Linked DNA regions of Homo sapiens: region 1 is linked to region 2. A link is a loop called in an ENCODE intact Hi-C map of the cell type or tissue named here. Cell type or tissue: B cell. All regions are shown on one strand. Region 1 overlaps DOCK10 (dedicator of cytokinesis 10). Region 2 overlaps DOCK10 (dedicator of cytokinesis 10).

Region 1 (8,000 bases), 69 kb before region 2:
TCCCACTTTTCAAGGCTGTTTTGGTTCTGGCTAAATCAGAAAACCTGGATGGGTGGAGGCCAAGGAGATGAGACTTTGGCTTTCAATAGCCAGGGGAGCCTGGGTCATTCCTGAAGCTAGAAGGAGTGCGTGATTCCTTGGCTCTAGGCTTTAGGCATTTGGATTGGCTTATTTCTAGGTTTTGAGTGTAGTACAGTCTGAACTTGTGGAGGAAAAGCCCTGGTTTCTAGGAGGCGAGGGACAGAAATGGCCAGGACCCATCCAGATGTCTCAGGAGCAGCCTGAAATCTAACCCACCACACATCTACAAAACTTCAGTGACCTCAGGTGGCTCACTATTATTATTAAACATGGAAACTAATTCTTTACTGTCCTCTATTATTTTTTGCAAAAAATGTCCATTACATTTTTTTTCATTTACTTTCTCACAAGGGGGCAATTTCAAAGGGCATGGAGGGAGGCACAATTTATTCTATGATTTATTCGCTATGTACGACTCTTATATTTCTTTCTAAAACCCTTTCTAAAATATTCATAATATATATTATGATGATACCTCTGGGAAGAATAAATCAAAGTGGAGATAATTTTAGCAAAGAATTCTCATTTACAAGACCCAGAGGAGCTCCGAGGTAGAATTTCAGGGCAAATGTTTCCCATTGGTTAGGCCGGTGAAGGATGACTCCAGGTCCTATCTGCTAGTCAAACCAGTCTAATGACTAGGAAATCTAAAGTGAGGTTATGGGACTATCCATGCTTCCTCATTGCCTTTGACCCTTTAAAAAACAATTTCAGCTTCAAGAACATTGCAAAAAATTATAATTACTGAAAAGCCTAGGGAGACATGATTCCACATTTCCGTTTGTCACTGGAAGATTAGCTAGCATTAAAAGAGGCATTTATTGGGCCTATGTCTCAGGTTTCATTAAATGAAAATACTCATTAATGTTCAGTCTATGCAAGGGATTGTGCTCTAAGTGCACACATATATGGTGTACTCCTTATCTCTTTGGTCTCTACCAGCTAGTAGGGCAGACAGTAAAGTATCTAAGAAGTTTCTTTAGGTAGACATATAGTTACTTGAAATCTGCACTTGGTTTGAATATATAAATAGAAATATGTGTGTGTGTGTGTGTGTGTGTGTGTGTGTGTCTACCCCTGACATGTGCATATACAGACACACACACACAGCTATATATAATTTTAAATACCAAGCAAATGTGACATTACCATTGTGACAAGAGACCTGATGTCTGGCAGGAAGGATTGGATCCTTTGAGAGTTCCATTGTTCTGGGTGGACTGCACAAATTTAAATGCAGCAGCAATTTTTCTGCAATGAAAATGGAAGTTTTAATCATAGCTCAGTGTTTGTAATTTACATATAAAAATGAATGGCAACTGACAAAACGATTACTGCACAATGAAATATTTCACATGCTGTGAATTAATCAAAAATAAAACCCTGTTTTCTTTCGGAAATCAGAAATTGGGATTTAGTGAAGGTGCTTCAAACGTTGTTGTCTCATGAGAAAATGATGACAGTACGAAGTTATTCCAGATTACTTGTTTTTTTTTTTTTTTAGTTTACTGGAAATGTTTTCTGAAATAGGTATCTTCCAAGTTATATCTATATAATGATAAATTCATTCTGAAGATACATGAAATGTGGTTTTCTTTCAAAAATTTGTGTTTTTGTGCTTTTCTCCCTAGACAACATGAACTATTCCTAGATCTACAATGCGTATGAGGCAATCTTCAAACTTACTGTGTCTAATGTGACGTCAACCTAACAATCCTTATTTGCATTTTAAGATTTCTAATATATATTTGTAACTCTAACCTGACACATTAATACATGTCATATGCTTTTTAAAAGACCAGATTAACCTATTGGAATTTAAAATTAGTACCTTATTATGTTGCGTTTTCCTAGGTATCTGAAATTTTGAAGACAAACGCTAGAAAGGAGAAAAAAACCACATTTTAATTATTCATATTCTTTTATTATACAAACTGTTCATCTAAGTATATTGAAAGAAAAATATTAAATTTTCTTTAAATAGTTCATATATTATTGATAACTTACTATATGGGTTCTTGAAATGAAACATGGTATAGTGGACTATTTAGAAATTTCCAGAAAAAAGTGTTAAGTCATCAACTCTAAAACTTACTCCAAGATGCTGAAGAAGTCGGACACCTCTGGGCTGGGAGCTCTCTGCCAGTAGGCAATCAGAGTCTCTAAAAGGAAACACCAGGTAGTATGAGAATCTGAAGGTTTTCTTTTTCCTTTTTTCAAAAAAATTAAAGAATTCTCTTTACCGTACGAAATCGTTTTCATAATGTGAAGAAAACACATCAGGAGACTCCTGGTTTCTGCTTGATCTAACTTGTCAAATCGAAGAGTTGAGCCAATCAAAGACAAGGGTCTTGGGATCTGGGAATTCAAGAACCAATCAGGATTGAGTGAGAGTGAGTGACCTCTGCCTTGTAATGATCAGTAGGTTTGAGAGGGAAGTCATACCTTTTCACAGTTGTCCGTCTTCTCACTGCTCTTCTCATTGGTACTTGGATTGGAGTCAAGACTTGCTAAAGATGCTCTGGAGTCAGCATGGTTTACTGTAGAAATAGCTATTGATGAAAATGCTGTAAACACAAGCCACAGCACACGTATGGGAATGAGATGTATGGGCACACACACACAAAAGGTTCACATGATGAACCAAAAAGATGTTGATACTGAGGTAGCAGCAGTGTTGTCAAAGACCAACATAACAGCGTCTGGGATTGGCATTAAAGCCAGCTCTTGTTTTAAAAATGCTTTAGTAAAAGTTCATAAAGATACTTTTGGGAAGGGGCTTTCAACTTTTGACTGTTTATGAGAAACTGAAATGACATTTCCAAAACAGTTCTTAAAAATAATACTTGAAGTTGAAAAGCCATTATATCTTAAAAGGCTGTCTGCAATGAAAACTTAAAGACGGTTTCCAGAATAAAGTAATTTGATAACATCCAAGTAGGCTGCTCCTTAAGCCAAGTAATACTGAACACTAAGTAGAAGAGGAAGTCACTGGATGGAATTCAAAGAAATATGTAAAAAGACTCTTTGGTTGTATAAATGTAGTATACTTTGCCACGTAGATTATGCATAATAAATTACGGACTGAGTAAAAAGCACAATGATATACAATGTAAAGGTGGATGAGTGTTAAAAATAAGTGTTCTCAGAAGATCTCAAGTACCTGCTATGGAATTTAAAACATCTTTAGAAAATGATGTATCCACAGAGTTTGCATGTTTGATAGCTGTCTGGCTTTGAAATCCTCCATTGGTGCTTAGATCATCTCTAGACCCCTGTATTCAAAGTATAGTAAAGATTAATGGGAATCATGGCATTTCAACATTGTTAACCCACATATGCCTTCTTCGTTACACTTCCAATTAAGTGATATTTAATTTGTTCTTTTATATCCCCTTACAGGTTTTCTGCTAAAGTAGGCAGTGAAAACAAATACAGCCAAAACCATACTCGTAGTTATAATTTGATTTATGTGACTTTTTTACAATGTTGTAGAAACAATCTTTTAGATACAGATATACAGACTACATGGCTGGATTGGTTATTGATATATTCATGGATCACATTATAGATATAATTATTACCATGAGTTATCTTATGTACATTACTATTATTAGCAACTACATTTTATTTTATTTTAATTATTCTATTTCATTATCTAACAGGCAGCGTCTTACTGTTACCCAGACTACAGTGCAATGGCATGATTATAGTTCACTGCAGCCTCAACCTCCTGGCTCAAGCGATCCTCCTGCCCTTAACCTCCTGAGTAGCTGGGACTACAGGTATGTGCCACCATGCCCAGCTAATTTTTTAAATTTCTTATTTGTACAGGTGGGGTCTTGCTATGTTGCCCAGGTTGGTCTTGAACTCTTGGCCTCAAGGGATCCTCCCATCTTGGGCTCCCAAAGTTGATGGGATTAGAGATGTGAGTCACCATACCTGGCCTAAAACTATGTTTTAAATATTTATTGCTTGCCAGGCTCTAAAATAAATGTTTTCTAGTACACAATTTAATCCTCATAAAGACACTGTGATTTAGGTATTTTATCCCATTTTATAATGAAGGAAATGGAGTCTTAAGGAGGTTGGCTAACTTATTTCCAGTCACCCAGATAGTCACTGATACTGCTGGGATTTGAAAAAGGTAAAAAAAAAATCCATAGGCATAGCTCCTAACTCCTAGATGGTAATACCTTCCTTAGATACTGGATTCAGCAGTGGGTTATTTCATCTGAGATTTGAACATAGGCAACGGATCTTTAATGGATTGTGCGTAGTCACTGTGGTGCCTCAGTGGAGGAAGGATTATAGTCACTCCTGGGTTGTGACTACAAATAAGGCACTTGGCTATTTATTCTGACACCAGGGGGGGATGTAGGGAATGTAGAAAGTGGTAGGAGAAGGTGTCCACTGAGGAAGGGGTCATAATTGCAACAGAGGAACCTGTAAAAGCTGGAAAGAATTGGAAGCTGATACAGAGAACAGAGAGAAATGAAAGCAAAATGCTGAAGGGTGGATCAGGTGGAGGCTAAAGGGACCTATCTGGAACAAATGACACATTGATGTGAGTACATAGCAGAAAGTGTTGTTCAATGCCTAGTATGTTCACAGATGAGAAGAAATGGTTATCCAGGGCAAAAAATAATTAAAAAAAGACAAATTCTTTATTAACATAGAAATGTGACATATTGTGCAAACGTACCTGATTAGATGTATTGACAGTAAAAGGATACAGGTCCTTCAGATAAATCCTTGGCATATTGTCCAGGAGCATGCCGTACAGGGGCATGTATAAACTTGCTATCTGGGCCTGCTTTCTCTAGGAGAAAAGGTAGCCAAAAGAAATGATTCATGTAAAAATCAATAGGCTTGTCGGTTTCATATGCATTTAATGCAGTGAGCCATTAAATGGTGTTTAGGGAAGGGAGAAAGGAAGATCACTTACTGGCTCTCTGTATCGATCATCAAATGAATGCTTAGCCATTAGATTTTTTAGGACAGCTAAAGCTAAGTGTCTGACATCTTGGTCTTCCTGCAGGGCAAAGCCAACTTCTCGGAGCAGAATTCCGATTAAGAAGTGTTTGCGACAAAATTCATTTGTGACTGAATATTCAGGCATATCTTTGTGAGGAAGGAAAATAACTCATGTTATTGAAAATCAAATGATCACTTTATAATTGAGACAGATATACCAAACAACTACCATCAACTTCTTCCACCACTAGGAGGGATTCAGGAATACAGTCTTGCTACAGAAATGAGGTGTGTTGTATCCTCAAGGAGCATTCAGTAAGGGGACTATTCTGTGTAGACAAACACAAATACAGGTACAAACTAACACACAACATCAACTTTTGAATTCCATAATAACAGCATATTTACAGGATTACAGGATTTGAGAGGGGGAAAAACACATTTTCTGCTTGGAGGAATCAGGATATGTTATAAGTAGGAATCCATCAAGATGAGTCTTTGAGGATACTTGAAGTTTGGAGGTGCAGATCTTTGTGGGAACAGACAGAGGCAATGGAGAAAGGACAGGAGGCTGGGAGAAGCGATTGGATTTTCGATGGCACAGAATTCTGAAAGCGCAGGTGTGGAAGGGAGCAGGTATGGAGGGGAGCACGAGTATGTGGGAGTCAATAAGCACAGTGGCTAAAAGAGGAATGGTGAGAGAATTAGGCTTGAGAGGCTGGGGCTAGATGATGGAGAACAGTACAATTTCCTTAGCTGCCATCTAGGTCCCTCTCCATTTGTATTTAATTCTGTAAGGAATGTTAACACACCGATAGCTTTGAGATCAGTGCCCTGATAAGGCTCATGCTTTACTGACTTATTAATATGGTGTGGCAGGGTGTAAATGAATTAGACTGTGGGGAGATGTGGGGTGAGGGATACAATACAGGACATTGTAGCAATGGGGGAGGGAGGGGGCAAGTGACAACGTGATATCTGGGCTGGGGTAGCAGAAACTGAGTGACAAGAGTAACTCACTAGGAAAAGTTGACTGAAGTATTTGAGGGAGCAAGGAGAGAGAAATGGCACTGCCAAATTTTGAGCCTGAATTATAGGGAAAAGACACTGCCAAATTTTGAGCCTGAATTATAGAGAAAAGACACTGCCAAATTTTGAGCCTGAATTATAGAGAAAAGGCCCTGCCAAATTTTGAGCCTGAATTACAGAGAAAAGAATGTTAAAAATTTCCAGTAATAATGGATTTATTCAAATTGTCCAAAGGGTTTTTAAAATGTAACCATTAATAGTAGTACTTGCACGTACAAGAAAACATAGGGAGAAAGCTCTTTGACAGTGGCATTCACAATGATTTTATGAATATCACCCCAAAAACACAGTCAATAAAAGCAAAAATAAACAAGTAGGATTATATCAAATTTAAAAGTTTCTGGACAGCAAAGGAAGCAATCAACAAAATGAAAAAGCAAACTACAGATTGGGAGAAAATGCTTGCAAACCATATACCTGACAGGGGGCTGATATCCAAACTCTACAAGGAACTCATACAACATAATAGCAACAAACAAACAAACAAAAACAACCCGCCAAGTTTTAAAAATGGGCAAAGGATCTGAATAGACATTTTTTGAAAGAAGACATACAAATGGCCAAAAGATATAGAAAAAGTGTTCAATATCACGGATCATCAGGGAAATGCAAATCAAAACCACAATGCACTATTACCTCATAGTTTTTAGGATGGCTATTATCAGAAAGTCAAATGAGAACAAGTATTGGTGTAAAGAAAAGGGAATCCTTGTACACTGTTGGTGGAATACGGTCATTATAGGAAACAGTATAGAAGGTCCTCAAAAAAGTAAAAATAGAGCTACCATATGATCTAGCAATCCAACTTCTGGGTATACATCCAAAAGAATTCAGATCATTATGTTGAAGAGATACATTGCAGCATTATTCACAATAGCTAAGCTATGGAAACCTAGGTGACCATCTATAGATGAATGGATTAAAAATGGTATATACATACGATGGAGTATTATTCAGCCTCAAAAAAAAAAAAAAAAAAAGAAATCCTACCATTTGTGACAATACAGGTGAACCTAAGAGTCATTATGCTAAGTGAAATAAGCCAAACACAGAAGGACAAATACTGCATGATCTCAGTTAATATGTGGAATCTAAAGAAATCAAACTCTGGTGGACAATAAGAGAATACTTGATAGGTACGATGTACATTATTTGGATGATGGATATCCTAAAAGCCTTAACTTCACCACTATGCAATCTATGCATGTAACAAAATTACACTTGTACCCCTCTAAGTTTCTGCAAAAAAATTAAAGAAGTTAACCTCATAGAAGCACAGAGTAGAAAGATGGCTGCCATGGGCTGGGGAATGGGAGAAATGGGAGGTGGATTTTAGTCAAAGGGTACAAACTTTCAGTTATAAGATGAATAAATTGTGGAGGTCAAATACGTAGCATAGTAAGAATCGTTAATAATACAATATTGTATATTTGAAATCTATTTTTTTCTTTTTTTAAATTTTATTATTATTATACTTTAAGTTTTAGGGTACATGTGCACAATGTGCAGGTTTGTTACATATGTATACATGTGCCATGTTGGTGTGCTGCACCCATTAACTCGTCATTTAGCATTAGGTTTATCTCCTAATGCTATCCCTCCCCCCTCCCCCCACCCCACAACAGTCCCCAGAGTGTGATGTTCCCCTTCCTGTGTCCATGTGTTCTCATTGTTCAATTTCCACCTATGAGTGAGAACATGCAGTGTTTGGTTTTTTGTCCTTGCGATAGTTTGCTGAGAATGATGGTTTCCAGTTTCATCCATGTCCCTACAAAGGACGTGAACTCATCATTTTTTATGGCTGCATTGTATTCCATGGTGTATATGTGCCACATTTTCTTAATCCAGTCTAT
Region 2 (8,000 bases):
TTGTTATTATCTCCATTTAAAGGAGTGAAGACTGACAGTAGGCCAGTTGCCCAGAGTGGCACAACTTGTGAGTTGGAGAGCCAGGCAATCTGATCCCAGAACGGCACATCTCATTTGAGTCTCCTCATTAAATCAGAGGTCCACAGCATGGACCTTATCCTGCTCTACACCTGGGGTAGGAGGCTCAAAGCAAATCACTGAGGTGCTAAAGACACAGGTCAGTAGGTATCAAGTAAAGTCTTCTGAAAGGGTTAATTCTTTCTGCCATCCACTCACTGTCACAACTAGCAAGGCTAGTTTCCCTGGATCATAAATGGATGAAGGCATGAGACTGTGTGGACCCAGTTTACAGTGAAAACTTAATGGGGTTTCTGCCTTCGAAAGCCAATGTGACTCCTATCAAGGATCTGGAAATCAGTTTTCCTCTTTGAGGTGAAAGATGACAATTGAGGGATGATGGATTAGAAATTTGAACAGAACGCATTAAAAAAGAATGAAAGAAGATATGCCAAAATATTAACTGTGCCTTATATTGATTAGGATATTAACATAATCAAGATTGATATAGAATTATGAGTGATTTTAAAAAATAATTCAACATTTAATAACGTTTATGCTCATAAAAAGTTCCCTTCCCACACATACATTAACAATCTAGTGGGACTGCCTGCTAAAGTACTAAGACGAAGTTTTCAAGAGAACTCACACAAATATCAGTGAAGCTCCTTTGTCATTTCTGATATTTACATGTCCCATCCTACTAGTATTTATTTAACATCCATCTAATATTACTTTACTTGATACACTGTTTAGTCTTGTCCTCAGCAATAATGGCTGGGAAGTCACAGGGTTTGTTAGCTTTGATTTTTCTCTAATACACATGAAAATAAACATAGAAATAGTAAAATAAAAATGTCCCTGTAAAAGCCATCTCTGGCCAGGTGTGGTAGCTCATGCCTGTAATCCCAGCACTTTGAGAGGTTGAGGCAGGCAGGTAGCTTGAGCCTAGGAGTTCTAAACCAGTCTGGCCATCATGGCAAAACCTCATCTGTATAAGAAATACAAAAAAATTAGCTAGGCGGCCATGGTGGTGCGTGCCTGTAGTCCATTACTTGGAAGGCTTAGGTGGAAGGATCGCTTGAGCCCTGGAAGCTGCGGCTGCACTGAGCTGAGGCTGCAGTGAGCCGAGACTGCGCAACTGCACTCCAGCCTGGGCAACAGAGCAAGACCATCTCAAAAAAAAAAAAAAAAAAAAAAAAAGCCATCTTGAGTACTACTAAGAGGATACACACAATGCCATAGGAAACTCTAAACCACTGTGCTGATTTCATAGAATCCCCAAACACAGTCCTTTAATGCTTTTTCTTTAAGTTAAAAGGAAAATTTTATGGCAGTATATTGATAAAGTATAGTATATTAATATTTTATTAGGCTTTATTCATACAGTATATTATAAAGTGTTCCACTTTAGAACTTGTACACTTGTGTAATGTGGGAAAAGGCTGTTAATAATATTCCCTGGTACACTAGAGAGTGAGAAATCAGTGCCTGGAATTAGCAGGAATAGAAAAGATTTTTGACTAGGGTGGTGTAATGTTGGCTTAATGGTATAGGATGTAACAGAGGAGAAACTTACATTCGTTATCGGATCATTTTCATTCTCCGTAACACATCCCTGAAGATTTGAGTTGAGGGCTTTACAGATGATCATGATTCTCTTGGCAGCTTTTTCTTCAAATGGTTTGATCACAGACTCAGGTTCCAAGAGATCTTTTTTTTGAAGTTTCAAGGTCTAAAAAAGTTTTGAATGAGTCACCAAACATCCAACATAAAAAAGAAATTCTAAATTATAATCCCCAACTGTATGGATCAAGTTCATATCTGCTTAGAAAAAATTTTGACTTACATCTATGTCTGGATCTAGAGAGAACAGATTTAGCCTCTCCATGTTTCGAGTTGTTTTTACAGTATCTTCTGTTTCTGTGAGGTACTACAGAGAAAATTGTGTTAGTCCTTGGTATCTAAATATCCAGATACAGCCCCTGACACATCCACATGGCCAAGAAGCAGCCCCTTAGTATTATCACCATTTTAGTATTACCCATTAACACTTGGCAAATCTTGTAAAAGTATGTTTCCTTTTTGAGCCCTATGTGTATGTTAATGAAAACACATAGGTTAACGGGAAGTTCCAAATTAGCTTCTTGGTCTAAATCTTAAAAGAAAGCATTTACGTCTTTTCCATGAAAGCAATAACTAACAAATAATTCAAATTGGTTTTGCAAGTACAATGCCAACTTTATTACCTTTGCAAAGTCTGCGTGTAGGTTGTTCTCTGAAGAATCTGTTTCCTCTGGCGTGCATTCACAAGTTACAGAATTATCCAGCGAATCTTAAAAAGATATACCAAGTCAGGTTATTAAATATTACTCACGAGTCACACATTCTTCTAGCCTGTGACATGCAAAACTAAGTTAGGCTTAAGAGCTAAGAGGGACGTTGGTGAGCCTAAGCTTTCATTGTGTTCTGACTCCTGAACTCCACATTGTTGAGTGATCTGGGCCTGGAAATCAGACCCTCTGATGATCATTTTGGGATTCTTGCTATGATACCATCTTGTGTCCACAAGAACTTTGGATTTTTACACTACATTTATACTTGGGGTTGTCTTGACTTACTTCATTAATGCATACTAAAGTTTTCTTAAATATGTATGTATTTTTGGTAATTCTGGCTCTCAGGCTATCAATTTAGAATCCACCTTCTTGCTTCAGCTACTTAAACTCTGTAAGACACTGTAAACATTAATACTATCGTTGTTATTATTAAGGAAATCCTAAGTGTAAAACACCTACTATGGCATACAGTAGTTGTGTTAAAATCAACAAAATCAGCAATAGTTTTTTTCCATATTACTCCATGGCTCTTTCACTCTACAGCCTGAGACTTAGACTAGGGGAACTTAAAGATGCTTTGGTTTCTAATGTACCATGTGCTATGCAAAATGTCTGAAAATAGTTTTGTTTTGGGAGGAGTGACTGACTTTGCTGGTGTTGAACTTGCCTTCTATGTAGCTACAGACTTGCTTTTCTAACCTTTTCACCTTTTCTTTCCTCTCTCTTGTTCCCTTCTCTTTGCATAAAATGAAGTAGACCCTTATGAAGGAATTAGGATGGGGAGAAAAAAAATTTAATTTTATAAAAATTCTATCACCATGTATAATTTTTGAAACTTTCACATATAAGATGATCACAGTATGATCAAAAAGCAGAAATGAAAGATGCTTTTTCACTAAAAGGAAGGAATTCATATTTGCCTTTACAGAGCATAAGATTCATTAATTAAATTTAATGAAAGGCTAAAATACCACAAAATGCCCCCTATAAGGTAATGTCCCATTGGACATGAGCACATTTTGGATGCTGTGACAAATGATTCCCAACATCATTTGCTGGGGGAAAGCCTCAGATCGTTGCCAGTTGACTCTGAATTGTACTTATGTGTGGTGGCCATTACTGTGCAGTAAAGATTTAGGAGTGATTTAGTGATTCTTGGAACAAACAGCCCCAGGATGGATGAGCTAGACCAGACAGCAACTACAATGCCTAGCAGCTTTAGTGAACCAAAAACACAGGTCACACTGGACAAAGGAAGGAAGACGGCTTCATATGCTCTCACCCAGACCCAGATCAGTGAGCTCTGTGCTCCTCCTCCCTTGGAGGGGCCCCTCAGGACTGATTTGCAGAATGCGGTTGAGGGTGTGGATCCATTCATCCATATCTGACTCTGTTTCAGCTGCCAGCACAAAATAGGTCAGATCATTCATTTTCAATTCAAAGGCATATTTTCTTAGTCTGTTATTCTGTGGTATAAAAAGAAAGAAAGAAAAAGAGAATACCAAAAAATAAGCCTTCGAGAGAGAGATCATTTATGTGGGCTTGAGGTTCCAAAAGTCTTTCCATACAGATAGATAACATAAAGAAAATTTTCCAGAACAAGACAAAATTTTAGATGGGTCTGATCATTTTGTTTGATTTCTTTCAAAGCTTTTTGTACTAAGAAATATCTTATTTAGGGTTTTGTTGATTGGATGGACACGTTAGCTTGAACATTTCATCACGGGCATGTGCTTGAGTATATTCTTAACTCCTTGTAAGAGTTTCTTTGAGTTTCTGCCTTGACTTTCTCACCTTATATTCTGTGATTCATTCCAGGTGGGCGTCTGACCCTATCGCATCCCAGAGGCAGCTCTTACCAAGGTCACTAACAGGCCCTATGTTGCCATACTATCTTAAGGACTATTTCTTTCTTCGTATCTTCCTTGTCCTTGCAGCAGAATTAACACAATGGCCACTTCCTCCTTTCTGAAACTCACCTTCCTTCAGTTGCCACGAGCACACTCTATTCTGAGTGTGGCTGCCTTTTTTCGATCTCCTCTGCCAGCTGTTCCTTCTTCTCATGACCTCTAGTGAGAATCCTGGCTATGCCTCAGACTCCTTTCTCTCCTTTATTTCTCATCTATTCCAATGGCTTCAAACGACATCCATGTGCAGTGACATCCCAATTCCTTTCCTGGCTCTGGCTTCACCAACCTCCAGATTCTTCTCTAGCTTGACATCTCTACTTTGCATTTTGTGACCAACCCACAAAGCCTTTTTCTAGTTCCCGAATGTGTTCCTGTCATGTTCTTATTGCTGCCACAAGGAAGGCCTGAGACAGGCTGGCCCCCTCCACCACACATGCGCTCAAAAGCATAGTGAGCATGGTGTGTGCCCCCATGTACTTATATGATTTGTATCCACTCTTCAGATCTCAATTGAAACTTTCCTCAATTTTCCAGTCTAGGACAAAGGGACAAAGTTCTTGTCCTCCAGAGCACTTACCATGATTTGAAATTATCTGCTTATCCATTTTTGTTTGTTTTGACAAATACATGTCTCCCTTAAGGCTACCTCCATGAGGACTGGGTCAGTTTTCCTAACCACCATATCATGTAATAGTACGGACACTTGAAGGATTCAATAGTGGTGGGTTCAAAACCAGTCATATTTTATGAATGGAACATAATAGGTTCCTATTCTATTGGAATAGGTTCCTATTCTATTGGAATAGGTTCCTATTCTATTGGAATAGGTTCCTATTCCAAGTTGACATTCTAGTAGAGAAGAGGTGAATGGATGAATAATTGAAGGAATGAACAAACAATTGAAAAACAAAGGTTCTCCATTGTGCAGAGAACTAAAATAAGCCAGTGTGATGAGTAGGTACTTTAGATTGGGTGGTCAGAAGCAGGCCTTTCCCCAAAGAAGATCTCTGATTTGAAATCTGTAGAAAGGAGAAATGGGCTATTGAAAGTTCAGGGAAGGACATTTAAAGCGGGGGAACCCAAGAACAAATTGTTACAATTTTATATATTCCTGGTATGAGATTGGAACATACATTCAAAGTGGAAACTTTCCCCTAGTGACACAAACTAGTGTTATTTAAGGGGGTGGTTGTTGGAAAGATTACTGAAGATACTTCATCTTTGATTTACTCCAGGCAATTCCTATACCGGTGTCCAGCTTTTATCAATATGTTCTAAAACCTGTAGCTTACTCATAATTGTAATAGAGCAAACCCTAACACTTAGGACAACTCTATTAAGTAGAATACAAATAAGAGAAGAGCCATAAAATGAGATCAATAGTGTGGGATTGTGGCTAAATAACAAGGTATAAAATTCTTTTGGGGAACAGGATTGCTATTTCTTGGTGACAAGCAAAAATTTCTAATACCCCTCCGGCAATGTTCTCTTTCTTTGGGATACTCTCACAGACTGTCCCCAGATAGCTGTTTCTTTCAACAATCACAACAACAAGATTACTAGTGCAAACACAACAATTACTAAATACTGGCTCTGTACTTTATGGTCATTATTTAATTTAAATGTCATAACAACCCTGTGGGACCAATCACATTATTCCATTTCACATGTAGTGAAACTGAGTTTTGGGGAGATTAATTAAAATGTGTTTGGGATTATATTGATAGCAAATGGTAGAGAAGGGAAAATAAGCCCTATATACTCTAACAACTGTGCTCCTAATCCCACCCACTGAGCTGCCTTATGCATTGCACAGAGCCAGGGACACAGAAGATGCTCAGCTGATGCTGGTCTCCTTACTTGACATTGCCCCGGCACAACAAAGGGGCATCTGTGGCCTGGGAGTTGTGGTTTCTCTCAGTGCTCAAGAACACATAGTGGGGCAACACATAGTCTTGAGAAAAAGTAAAGTTCAGGAACCAAAGGAGAAAGAATTGGCTAAAATGCTAACTATGGTTCTCATGTGGAAATTCACAGCTCAAACATCACTTTCTAGACTTCCAAGGATGAGCCCTTTGCTCCTGTCCATACTTTTGTATTACCATCAAGTATTATTTATTTCTTTGCCTTATAATGGCAGTCCCAGGCCTGGCTCTTTATAGTCCACAAGTCTTAGAAGGGCAGAACCTAAATTTGTATCCTCAGTGCTAAGTGCAGCGATATAATTGACTATCAAAGAGATATCTGTTGTGTTCATACTTTGTGTTGGACAAAAACATAGCCAGTCCCTGCTCTTGCAGAATAGGAATGACAGGCATTAAGCAATTAATCAGACAAATGTGAAATCAGAAAACAAATATATTTAAATTTTGTACAAATGTTTTGAAAAAGAGGTACTGGGTTCTATGAGAACATAGAATAGAAGTATGTGGACAAGTAAAAGGTCAGAGTTGCATTTTGAAAAAATCATTTTGACTGCAGTGTAAACAAAGTGGAGGGTACTCAGAAAGCCCATGGCCTCAAACTTCAGTGTGCAAAGCAAACATCTAGGCAGCTTCCTTCCGAAGGCAAATTCCTAGACGCCCCACTCTCCCCAGGAGGACTGGGGTAGATGTCCTCCACGTGTCCTCACACACAGCTCTGGGATGTTCTGACGAAGAAGGGCTACAAAATCACCTGCGACCTTCACTGATGGACAGTCTAAGGGCAAAGACAAGATGGCTGCAGAGCAGGTATAAAAGGAAAGACAGGTGTTCTATCACAGCACAATTTCCTTCAAAAAAACAACAGGAATAGAAATAGACACTCAGGGCTGGGCGTAGTGTCTCACTCCTGTAATCCCAGCGCTTTAGGAGGCCAAGGCGGGCAGCTCACTTGAGGCCAGGAGTTTAAGACCAGCCTGGACAACATGGTGAAACCCTGTCTCTACTAAAAATACAAAAATTAGCTGGGCATGGTGGTGCATGCCTGTATTCCCAGCTATTTGGGAGGCTGAGGCAGGAAAGTTACTTGAACCCAGGAGGTAGAGGTTGCAGTGAGCCGAAATTGCACCACTGCACTCCCAGCCTGGGTGACAGAGCGAGTCTCTGTCTCAAAATAAAAAAAAAAATTAAAAAAGAAAGAAATAGACACTCATAAAAGAACTGTAAATGTCCAGAGTTTGGTGCACAACTTTTGCAAGGACATTTTTAAGTATTTGATTATAGAAAAATGCAAGCAAATCTCAGTGTTATCTTGAAAACAAACAAATGAAAGAATTTGAGTGATGAATTTGATGCTGCAAATAATGTTAAAAGGGAGATAAAAAGCAACCTAAAATGCTTATATTGGGTCCAAATTAAAGGTGGATTGAGTTGCAACCTGCTTTCGAATGAAGATGCCGAACACTAACAAAATTTTGAAATGAAACATTACAAAATATAAACGAGTTGATTTGATTGTCTAAACTGCATTCAGTACTTCAAATGAATTAAATATGATTGCCGGCTTCAACAATATAATCACAAATATTCTTAAAAATTTGAGCAAAGTATTACAATCTTGTTTCTCAAAAAGGGACATTTATAATTAAAATAAATATTCGATTTGAAATGTCTCAAGAACTAAATTACCTTCTTCTATTTCAAGAGAAATAGAACCATTTGCAGCCCAGAGAAGCTTATGTTGGGAAAGATTAAGATGTCTGAGTGGTTTT

Evidence for each region. Hi-C counts contacts between places; a loop is a spot of excess contacts. Peaks named below come from ENCODE experiments on the same cell type or tissue, not always from the same donor. Only the 100,000 strongest peaks of a DNase experiment are listed, where the experiment ranks them.
Region 1: a loop joins it to region 2, with 2.3 times the contacts of the local background. A loop is called at or near these places in 2 of 110 quality-filtered maps.

Annotation. Positions count from the first base shown.
Region 1 is chr2:224,802,882-224,810,881 of GRCh38, forward strand. It overlaps DOCK10 (dedicator of cytokinesis 10), which reads right to left. Exons shown (of 56, transcript NM_014689.3): 32 at 5,030-5,205; 33 at 4,787-4,903; 34 at 3,245-3,356; 35 at 2,527-2,648; 36 at 2,325-2,439; 37 at 2,177-2,243; 38 at 1,913-1,960; 39 at 1,231-1,332. Among named protein-coding and RNA genes, the nearest start is that of CCDC195, 91 kb to the left of the region's middle. In B cell, no CTCF peak of the experiment used is centred here; no DNase peak of the experiment used is centred here; H3K27ac peaks cover 344 bases.
Region 2 is chr2:224,872,360-224,880,359 of GRCh38, forward strand. DOCK10 (dedicator of cytokinesis 10) reads right to left here. Exons shown (of 56, transcript NM_014689.3): 8 at 3,679-3,862; 9 at 2,307-2,392; 10 at 1,907-1,990; 11 at 1,637-1,792. Among named protein-coding and RNA genes, the nearest start is that of MIR4439, 130 kb to the right of the region's middle. In B cell, no CTCF peak of the experiment used is centred here; DNase peaks (open chromatin) are centred at 3,022 and 4,372; H3K4me3 peaks cover 478 bases; H3K27ac peaks cover 3,545 bases.